Linked DNA regions of Homo sapiens: region 2 is linked to region 1. A link is a loop called in an ENCODE intact Hi-C map of the cell type or tissue named here. Cell type or tissue: Caco-2. All regions are shown on one strand. Links, peaks and the distances in the headings refer to the core of each region. The heading gives the core; the rest is flanking DNA. Region 1 overlaps LMCD1-AS1 (LMCD1 antisense RNA 1). Region 2 has its middle 13 kb from the start of SSUH2.

Evidence for each region. Peaks named below come from ENCODE experiments on the same cell type or tissue, not always from the same donor. Only the 100,000 strongest peaks of a DNase experiment are listed, where the experiment ranks them.
Region 2: it touches region 1 in a loop (2.8-fold over the local background); 2 of 110 quality-filtered maps call a loop at or near these places.

What each region holds. Positions count from the first base shown.
Region 1 is chr3:8,483,851-8,489,227 of GRCh38, reverse strand. All of the region lies in intron 3 of LMCD1-AS1 (LMCD1 antisense RNA 1), which reads left to right. Among named protein-coding and RNA genes, the nearest start is that of LMCD1-AS1, 15 kb to the left of the region's middle. In Caco-2, for the core only: no CTCF peak of the experiment used is centred there; a DNase peak (open chromatin) is centred at 2,117.
Region 2 is chr3:8,655,332-8,660,708 of GRCh38, reverse strand. It overlaps a transcript of SSUH2 not described here. Among named protein-coding and RNA genes, the nearest start is that of SSUH2, 13 kb to the right of the region's middle. RefSeq lists enhancers at 2,037-2,086, 2,117-2,166, 2,317-2,506. In Caco-2, for the core only: no CTCF peak of the experiment used is centred there; DNase peaks (open chromatin) are centred at 172, 2,148 and 4,958.

The sequences.
Region 1 (5,377 bases), core at 173-5,172:
CAAAAGGCTTCGAGAACTCAGGAACTTCCTAGTTTACTCCCAAAGAGCCAGTAATCCTGCAGTGAGGCTCACAGCCCTTGGGTACAAGAGGAAGAATTGGGGTGACCAGGTCAGAGGGCATCTTAGGGTGAACTATGCTCCTGAGTCCCAGAAAGCATGAGAAAGGTTTTTCGGGAAGTTACTTATAACAGTAGAAAGAACGTTAGGCAATCCAACCCAGAAATGAATCAATCTTAGATTCACGTGTGCATTTTGATTGTAGCTGGAATAATATAAACCAAATTAGAAAGCTTAATGTCCACATGACATCTTTATTTGGTTGTAAAGCAACGCATTACACACACTCTCTTTCCTTTACAATGATCCAAAAAATAAAGTGAGTCAGTCATTTTTTGCAAAAATAGGTCCTGCCTTTCAAAAGAAAATAAATTGTTTTCTCAAAGAACATAACCTTCTATTTTTTCCCACTCCTTATGTTCCCGTCCTCCGTTATGTACCTTCTGTCTAGATGTTAGATCATTTTGAACTAATTTGGAAATCTTCATGCTTAATTTAGAAGTGATTCATCTACAGATCGTGTAGTACCTAAGTTTGGCCAGTGATAGGGACAGTTGCTAAGGGGGGGTGTTGATACAGGCTTGCCAGTAAGTGACCCATCTTCTATCATCTAAGATGTCACTGACTTGCTGCAGTGACTCAGGTGGAGTCTTCATAACTGTGAGTATGCTGGGGAGCATCCTCAGAAGCTTCTCTTGGTGTCCCCCACATGGTTTAGGATGGCTCTATGCTCAAGGCATGGCTGACACAGTGCTGCATATTCTAATGAAGGTGTGAATGATTCATGTTTCCCTGCCAGTTCCATTTGGTCATTTTACAGTTTTTTTCAGGCTTCATCCATATATCTTCTCCTTCCCCCAAAGGACTCTTTTACCCAATATCTCAATTATCACTAAAGTGGACTCCTTCTCATCCAGACTCAAGAGAAATGAATCTCAGAATCCAACTGTATTAGTCCATTCTCACGCTGCTAATAAAGATATGCCTGAGACTGGGTAATTTATAAAGGAAAGAGGTTTAATGGACTCACAGTTCCACATGGCTGGGGAGGCCTCACAGTCATGGTGGAAGGCAAGGGAGGAGCAAAGTTATGTCTTACATGGCAGCAGGCAAGAGAGCATGTGCAGGGGAACTTACCTTTATAAAACCATCAGATCTCATGAGACTTATTTACTATCAAGAGAACAGCATAGGTAAGACCCACCCCCATGATTCAGTTACTTCCCACCAGGTCCTCCGAAGACATGTGGGAATTTTGGGAGCTATAATTAAGATGAGATTTGGGTGGGGACACAGCCAAACCATATCACCAACTAATCTGCTTACACCTCATATTGCTACAATTATTGCCTGTTCCTGAAAATGATTAGTACTACTCTACTTGTGTCATACTACAACTACCACCACCACCACTTCTATTACTACAGGTAAGAAATATTTTGGAACAATTATCAGGCTACAGGCACTGGGTTGAGTTCTTTACATGCTGTATCTTTTTTTTTTTTTTGAGACGGAGTCTCACTGTTGCCCAGGCTGGAGTGCAGTGGCACGATCTTGGTTAACTGCAAGCTCTGCCTCCCGGGTTCCAGCCATTCTCCTGCCTCAGCCTCCCAAGTTGCTGGGGCTACAGGTGCCCACCACCACACCTGGCTAATTTTTTGTATTTTTAGTAGAGACAGGGTTTCACCGTGTTAGCCAGGATGGTCTCGATCTCCTGACCTCGTGATTCACCTGCCTCGGCCTCCTAAAGTGCTGGGATTACAGGCGTGAGCCACTGCACCTGGCCTACATGCTGTATCTTAATCCATCTTCATACCAGTTTTATGTGGTAGGTACTCTTTGGATCCCTATTTTGATTAGAAACAAACCAAGGCTCACATAAGCAAAATAACTCACCTAAGCCCCACCAGTAGTAAATTGCAGAGGCATTATCTAAACCCAGCTTATCTCGCACTATGACACCATCACTTTCTACTTTCATGATTTTTCACGCCACCTCTTATCATCTGTACTGTTATTTACTTAACATAGAGTTCCTGGCATGCACCACACTTGCATGATTAGGTTGCAAAAGCAGACAAGTCGTTTTGAGCAGGCAGTCCTTTGAACCTACCGATACTTCCACTGCCGTCTGCATCATCCATCAAAGTAAATCCCATGAAGGAAAACAGAAATCTTAGCATTAACATGAACTTGGAAGTATGAGTTTGTCAAGCTCTTGGTCTCCTCTGTGGCAGATAATTTTCTTATAAATCTCCAGGCATGAGAGTCATTTTCTAAGCAGCTTTTCTTCTTGCTACATGATTTTTTTTTTCCTCTACTGCACTACAATTGTTTCTTCTAGCGAGGACCTTAGTTCTTTCCAGGAGTAGTTTGAGGGCATCTGTAAGATTTTGTGCAACTTTATTTCTCTAGATTGAACAACTCTAACCTCTGCCTAGAAGGACCTGGTGGTTTATTTGGAAACTGGAAATTATTTCATGGTTTCCAATTACAAGGGGCCTCTAGCGAGTGATGACTACCAGCATCACCCTCATGCCCAGGCAAGAGTGGCTCCAGTCCTGAGGACCACACTCTGGCCCTCATCTAGGCTACCCACTCCTTCTAGGCCGGGCTTTAAGTACCTTAGTCCCCACTCAGGGTCTTTGAAGGGTCTTAATCCCACTTCCAGAGCAGAGCACACCTCTTTCCTGGGTTTATTTGCTTCCAAGATGAACCTCATAACAATTTACCCCAGGCCCAAGCAATAACCAAGAGCTGGCTGTGTATGGGATATAGATGGAGTTTGGGCATATATGTGAGCAAGACGCCTGGAGGTGTGGAACAGACCTAGAAGTGGGAAGAGTAGGTGGAGACAGACCAGGATCCAGAGAGAAGTTCAAGAACTTGGAATTCAAATCTTAACTGCCAAATTGTTTCAAAAACATTTGTCATGGTAGGAGGAGAGAACATATTTTTATTCAACAGTGTGTTCGCTTGATTTACAACTCTTACATATTTAGACCTATGCTATGTGGGTCTCCACTTATACCCTTTGCCCTGAGTTCACCAAGTGGTAGGGCCAGGTAGCTACTACTAGGGCAACGAGCTGTCCTGGTTTATCTGGGACTAAGGGGTTTCTCCGGGATGCAGGATTTACAATCCTAACAGAGAAAGTCCCAGGCAAACCAGAATGAGTTGAATTGGTCACTCTAGATAACCCACTATCTATAATATAGTGGCTGATATTGATTTGTATAACTGTACAGAAGTTAGCATCTTTCTTTATGGGGCAAAAGAACCTCCTTATATTTATGTTTTCATCATAATAACCTATTAGAAATTCCATTTAATGATAGCTTTGCTCTCAGAGTCAGGAGGTAAGTAAAGGCCACTTAGCCATGGGCAGGCCTTCTGTCTCCAGAGCAGGATGAAGCAGTGGCTTTTGTAAAATTGCCCAAAGTCAACAATGAGCATTCATCAAGCACTAGAAGAAGCAGCCTCATCAAAATTCTTGCTGGAAGTCAAAATAGATTGGAATGCCAATCTATTGGACTTTCTCAGACTGCCTTGTTTGTACAAGAACAAGAAACCTGGAGATGGTTCCATGTGACATGATTTCCATTAGTATCCAGTTCAGATGGCTACAATTGTCTAAAGTGACTCCCTTCTAGAGAGCCCACAGATAACTAAGAACTGTGGCTATTTTGGGATATTTGGTAATTGAAAAAAAGAGGGGGTAAAAACATCTTTAACCAGAAAACTCTCTAGGTCAAATTGAAAAGCAGGCAAAGTTAGTCTCAAGCCGTGCTGCTCCTTCTAGTTTTGCCATTGTCTTTTCTGAGCTTGTGGGAATAAGCTATTCATTCACTCAGCACATTAGGCCAAGATTACATTCCAAGCAAAAGGAACTGCAAAAACAAAGGCTGTGGGGGTAGGAACATACTTGAAGACCTGAAAGTAGACCGGCGGGGTGGGCTGGGAGAGGAGAAAAGTGGAAGAAAATGGGGCCTGAGTGGTGGGTCAGGGCCATATCAGTAGGACATTATGGGCCACAGTAGACTTAGGATTTTATTGTGTGTAATGGAAAGGCAACGTGGCAGGCTAAATAATGGTTTCCGAAAGGTATCCAGATCCTAATCCCTGGGACGTGTAAATGTTATCTGATATTACAAAACCAGACTTTGCAGATGCGATTATGTTAAGGATCTTGAGATGGGAAGATTATCCAGGTGGGCTCTGAATGTAATCACAGGTGTTCCTATAAAAGGGAGGTGAGGGAGAGTCAACACAGACAGAAGAGGACAAAGCAATGTGAACATGGGACAGAGATTGGAGTGATACAACCACAAGCCAAGGAATGCTGGCAACTTCTAGAAGTTGGAAGTAGCAAAGAATGGATTCTCCCCTAGAGCCAGGAGCACAGTTGTGCTGACGTGTTCATTTTAGCCCAGTGATGTGGATTTTGGACTTCCAGCCTTCAGAAACAGGAGATAAGTTGTTTCTGTTGTTTTAAGCCATCAACTGTTTGTGGTAATTATTTGTTAAAGCAGCTGAAGGACATTGATACAGGCAGATCTTAGCCTCAGGCTGGGGTATGACATGGTCTGATTTATGTCTTCCAATGGGCACTTGGAGCTCTTTGTGGAGTAGAGACCAGAAAAGGCAGGAGTAGAGGTGGAGAGATCAGCTGGGAGGTTCTTGCAGGCATGCAGATGAGACAAGATGTGGCAGTGGATGTGTGGAGAGCTGGAACATCCAAGATATTCTTTGGAGGTAGACTGAAAATACTTGCTAATAAATTGCCACTAGGAAAAGCGGGCTCTGAAAAGTCATCAAAAACTTAATCTGAGTGTAAGTGTGTGTGTGTGTGTGTGTGTGTGTGTGTGTGTGTGTGTTTATTCAAGAAAAAAAAAGCTTGTAATTTTTAAAAAGAAGCACAGTTTAAGCCAGTGGTGGGGTTTTAGGCTCTGAACTCCTCCAGATATGGAGAGACATGCTCAGTGGGTGGCAGGTTGTGGAGTTTCATTAGAACACATTCTATTATGCTCCTTAGCTGACCACCTGTTCTGTGTATAAGCTGTTACAATGCCTTTTTTAGAAGTTGATACATTGCAGGTCAAATCATAATATTGCCCATGCCTGCTCACAGGGAATTTTTGTGACACTCCTGGGTATGGGAGGCCTATGAAGAACGTAGTTTAGATGCTGCAATGTTGACATTCTTAGGACATTTCGAAGGTTTCCTGGCCTGGTGACCAAACTTTAGTATGTGTCTAATTCATCTGGTGAACTTAGAAATTATGCAGATTTGAGAAATGTAGCTCCAGAGATTCTGATT
Region 2 (5,377 bases), core at 83-5,082, 170 kb before region 1:
ACTTGTGGCCCTGCATAGCTGTTGGCCTTGTGAAAGAAAAACAAGAACAGGCTAAATATAGACATTTGTAAAACACAGCTGTACTTAAGAAGCCAGGGAAAGGAGCAGTAACAATAAAGGAATTTGTCTTTCTCTCTTTTTTTCCCTTCAATCTTGCTCTGGCAGGGGGTTGTCTGGAGCCCATTCTTTTGGCCTTGGCTTCTCAAACAGTGTTATCTTATAACTGTTCTTGAAGTGAGATTGCTAGACAGAGGAAAACTTGTTCTTTTCTTCTTAACCCTTGACTTGCCTGTTACTTTTCTTGGAGTGAATGAATGCATATTTATTTTAAGTTTCTGCCTCAAGTGGATGAGAGGCGAGTGAGGTCAGGGTGTTGATCTTGGCTCCTGGCCTGCAAGGTTGCCTTGGGCTGCTCTTTTCCTTTGATGGAAAGTCACTGTGCCCTCAAGGGGGTCTCTAACCAGCGCTCTCTTTATGGATTTCTATAAATTCCTTCCTCTCACCTTTTCAAGTGGTAATGGCTGCATTACAACTAGCCAGGTAACCACACTCTCCTGTGTGGTCCCCAACCCTGCCTGTTAGGAATTGTGTAGTCCCTGTGGAAACTAACACGCCTCCTGGGATCTGACTGGAGCAGACTAGCTTCCCTGTTGGGACCCGAGTGGTACAGTGGCTGATGGGGATGAGATGGGAAGAACGTTAGGTCAAACCCTAGAGGACATGTGTTAGGAGCCTGTCTGAAGAATGGTTTCCTAGTTTCACCTAATGAACTCCATTCTCCCTTTAAGATCCAACTCAGATGTCTGCTTCCCTGGAAAGATTCCCATGAACCCATGCCACTTTCCATAGCATTTATTGACTGTGTTCTAATTGCCTCCTTCTCTATCTCTCTCTCTTCTGACTGCAGGTATCTGATGAATCTCCATATCTCTTACACTGCACACAATAAATACCCATTGAATGAATGAATACATATATGGATGGATGGACAGACGGATGATGCATGGTAGATGGATGAATACTGGATCCCATGCCCATTGAGGGTTTGGGTCAGGGGACTGATGTGAGCAGACACACAGAAGCACGGGCAGCCCCCGGCCTCCAGCAGATTCTTCCAACCCAGCTGGAAAGACATGATATGGACTTGGGAATTCTCTAACTCTGAAAGGCCCCCTCTGCTGAGGTGTCCCATGTTCACAGACAGTGTGCATGACCAGAGGTCAGAAAGAAGGGAGCTCACTCTGCTCTGGGCAGGGGGAGATCAGGGAAGGCTGCCTGGAGGAGGTGAGGCTGGAGTGGGGCATTGAAGGATGGGAAAAGTTATGTGGATGGAGAGGCGGAGGGAACAAAGGCCTGGGAATCTGATGGGCCAAAGGGAAGACAGGAGACAAGTAAAGCTTGGAGATTTTGTCGAGAAAAGAAGAGAGGAGGCAATTAAGGTGGGAGAAATGACACCAGAAAACCACTGAAAATGCCCCAGTGGGGTTTGTTACTTTTAAAAAAAAAGCAACCACAAAGAAAGACAATGAAACATCCATGTTTTCTTTAGTAAGGTGTAAGGAGAAGTGGCGCCAAGAAACAGCATGGATTTCGGAGTCAGGCAGACCTGGGCTAGAATTTCACCCTTGCTGATTTTTCACTGTGTGACTCTGGGCAGGTGACTTTACCTCTCTGAACCATAGTTTCCTTTTCTAGAAAATGGGCCTTGTAATAGTACCTCTTAGGGCTGCTGTGAAGGAAGGATAACATGGAAGCAACATGCCTATCATAGTGCTTTGTGTATGGTAAGTACTTTGTTGATGTTATTGTTAATAATATGACTACTATAGCCTTTATTATGTTTTGTTTTGTTTTGTTTGGGGGAATGTGACATTTGAGAGTCCTGGGCATTGTCTGCAGTAGCTGTGGCAGCTGTGATTGTGGGTAATAGAAGGAGAAGTCATGCAGGCACAAGGCTTTTTTTCTTCTCTGTTTTTTTGTGGCCTGAAAGAATGAGATAGCAGAATATTAATACTGCTATCTGGAGGCTTGACGCTGGGGCCTGGCGGGGGCTTGTTTTTGCAGCCAGAAATAGTCTGGCCTTTGCCTTTCCAGTGGGCAGGTTGCCAGGCCAACGAGTGTGTAAACCACCCGGCCGAACAAAGCAAAACTATTTTTACCTTGGGGAGCCCAAGAATGCATCACAGAGTTTACGCACCTGCCCCACCCAGCCTGGCGGCCCAAGCCAGTCGCCAATGGAGGCTGGTCTGCGGCAAGCAAGTGGAAAGCAAACAGTCCTGCCCCTTGGGGACCAGCTGCCCTGGCAAGGATACCAGGTGTTCCAGAAAGGCCCAGAGTACCCCCTCTTTCTCCTCTAGCCAGAAACTCTGAGAGAGTTTCTGAAGTGGTCACGCAAGGAGCAATAAAGGTTTAATTTTACCACCTAATTCGATATGAATAACAGCAATTCTACTCATAGCAATGCCTTCCACTTACTGAGATTCTGCTAGCCACAGGCACTCCGCTAACTGCTTACACATGTCGTCATCTCTTAGCCTGTAATAAATATCTCCATGAGGGTCATCCCCAGTTTTCTGATGTAGAAGCTGAGGGTCAGAGAGGTTAAGTGACCTGCCCAGGGTTACCCAGCTAGGATGCAGTTTGACCCCAGGCCCATTCACTGCAGAGTGGATGCTCTTCTCACCTCCCTCACTGTCTCCCCACACATGGGAAGAACAGGGAGGGCCAGCCTTGGAGTTGTCGTGGGGAGAAGGGTGCCTACGGTCCTGCCCATGCAGGGCTATGCAGGCGTGGAGGCTGGGAAGAGACTGGGACAGCCCCACTGCCTGCTGATACCAGCAGATATGCACACATACTGGAGAGCGAGGGTGGCGCCATGCCTGGTTCTCTGCTGAGCAAGAGGGAGGCCAGGGTGTCGGAGTCTACAGAACTGAATCCTCCATGTGTTACCATAGTGAAGGCTTTTCTTCCTTTCTCCCTCCCTCCTTCCCTTCCTTCTATACTCACCTCTTGGTAGGATGTGGTAGAAAGAGCATAATTTCGGTAGTCAGCCTTTGTTCCCTCCTCTTCTCCATGTACTTGACTCTTTTCATCCTTCAGTGCCCAGTGTCAGCCTCGCCTCCTCCAGGCAGCCTTTCCTGATCTCCCCCTTCCCAGAAAAGAGTGGGCTCATCTGACCTCCTGTCGTACCCACTGTCTATGAGCATGGAACACCTCATGGAGGGTGGCCTGTCAGTGCTAGAGAACTTCCACGTGTCCATGTCATGCCGTCCCACCTGGGTTGAAAGCTGCTTGAGGGTAGGGGCTGAGTCTTGGGCTTCTTCATGCCACTTTGTATTACTCCTCTGCCTCCTAACCTTCCATGACTTGTACCACCCTTTGGATTGATTATTCATCCACTCACCTATTCAACAAATACTCATCAAGTGCAGTGTCAGTTATGTGAAGATGCCTGAGATGCTATCCTGAAGTCTAGAGTCAATCAGGAAAGAGAGCTAAGAAAGGAGGTAATTATAAAACAGGGTGGTGGGCCAGGCACAGTGGTCCAGGCCTGTAATCCCAGCACTTTGGGAGGCCAAGGCAGTAGGATGACTTGAGGTCAAGAGTTCCAGACCAGCTTGGCCAACATGGCAAAACCCTCTCTCTACTAAAAATACAAAAATTGGCCGGGTGTGATGGTGCATGCCTGTAGTCCCAGCTACTCAGGAGGCTGAGGCAAGAGAATCACTTGAACCTGGGAGGTGGAGGTTGAAGTGAGCTGAGACTGTGCTACTGCACTCCAGCCTGGGTGACAGAGTAAGTGAGACTCTGTCTCAAACAAACAAACAAACAAACAAACAAACAAACCAAAAAATGAAGCAGAGTGGTAAATCCCATGGAAGAGGAGGCAGACTCATCGTGGGAGCCAGAAAAACCCACATTCAAATCCCGGCTCCACCACTTCCCACCTGTAGGAGCTTGGTCAAGTCACTTCCTCCCTGTGCCTCAGTTTTCTCATTTATAAACTGAGGCTAATAACAATTCTCAACTCACAGGGTTGTAGTGAGGACCGAATGAGATGATGTGGCCTTTTCGTCCTTTCCATCATGTTGGCTCCACATGGGCAGGGGTTGTGTCTTCCTCGCTCCCCGTCGTGTCCCCAGCCTAGGGCACATGGTGGGGCATGAGGACTGTTTGTGGAATGGCTGTTGCTCCGTCCCTGGGTCACAGTCAGTGACTGCCTGGTGCTGTCAAGAGGGGCTGAGAGTCCAAGAATTGGAACGCTCAATCCATAAGCAGGTTTTGTGCCAGGTTGGGAACACAAAACAGGGCAGAGGTGGCCAGGAGGCGGGCAGCAGCGAGGTTCCAGGAGGCCTCATTTCCTGTATGTTAGAAGAATAAATAGTAAAATGTGTCCTGGACCAAACCTTTGTTCCTTTTCTTGCCAGACTTGCTTATGGGAAAATTAGCTGCTTTTAGCAGAACATGGAAAAGAGGGAGAGTATATATTGCCAGAGGTTTAAGTTTCTCAATTTCAAACCTAAACATGAAGGCTTTTCAGTTGTGTGTTCTGTTTGAGATTTGCACAAACCTGGTCTCTCTCTTTCTCTTTTTGTCTCTCTCTCTTTCTTAAAATCTTAATTTCCTTGGTTATTGTTGAAGTGGGACACAAATTATTAAAAAACAGAACAAACCACCCAACAACTAGAAACTTTGTTTTCATAGCAGCACAGGCTTATATTTAGTTAGAATAATATTCTTTTGAAATTCAATTTCCCTTATTCCACAGTGGTAGGAGGAGAAGAAAAAAAAAGTGGAGATATCTGAAACATTCCCCAGCATTCTGAACTTAGGATAGAACAGAGCGGGTTTTGAAATCCTGGCCTGTGTGTTTGCCTCCCGAGTCTTCTGCTCTACCTTCAATCATTCTTCTGACAAAAACAGAAGAGCGAGGGGCTGTGTTATCAGTTTTCTGATTGGCTCTGAACAAAGGAATGGTGCTTTCTCTCCACGCTGTCAGCTCATTGATGTCAATCAGAAAATGGATTCGAGGCATGTTTGGGATTCCGACTAGTTTGTGTGCATAACGAGTTCCAAGTCAATATTTTCAGAGGGATGAAATAGATAGAGGTTGTGGGGACTAATGGGGGCAAGAATGACCCACTGAGACCTTGGGAAGCCACCCACTGTGATCTCGGGGAGGCCACACACTGAGACCCGGGGGAAGAGGCCACCCACTGTGATCTTGAGGAGGTCACACACTGAGACCCGGGGGAAGAGGCCACCCACTGTGATCTTGAGGAGGCCACACACTGAGACCCGGGGGATGAGGCCACCCACTGTGATCTTGGGGAGGCCACACACTGAGACTGGGGGATGAGGCCACCCACTGTGATCT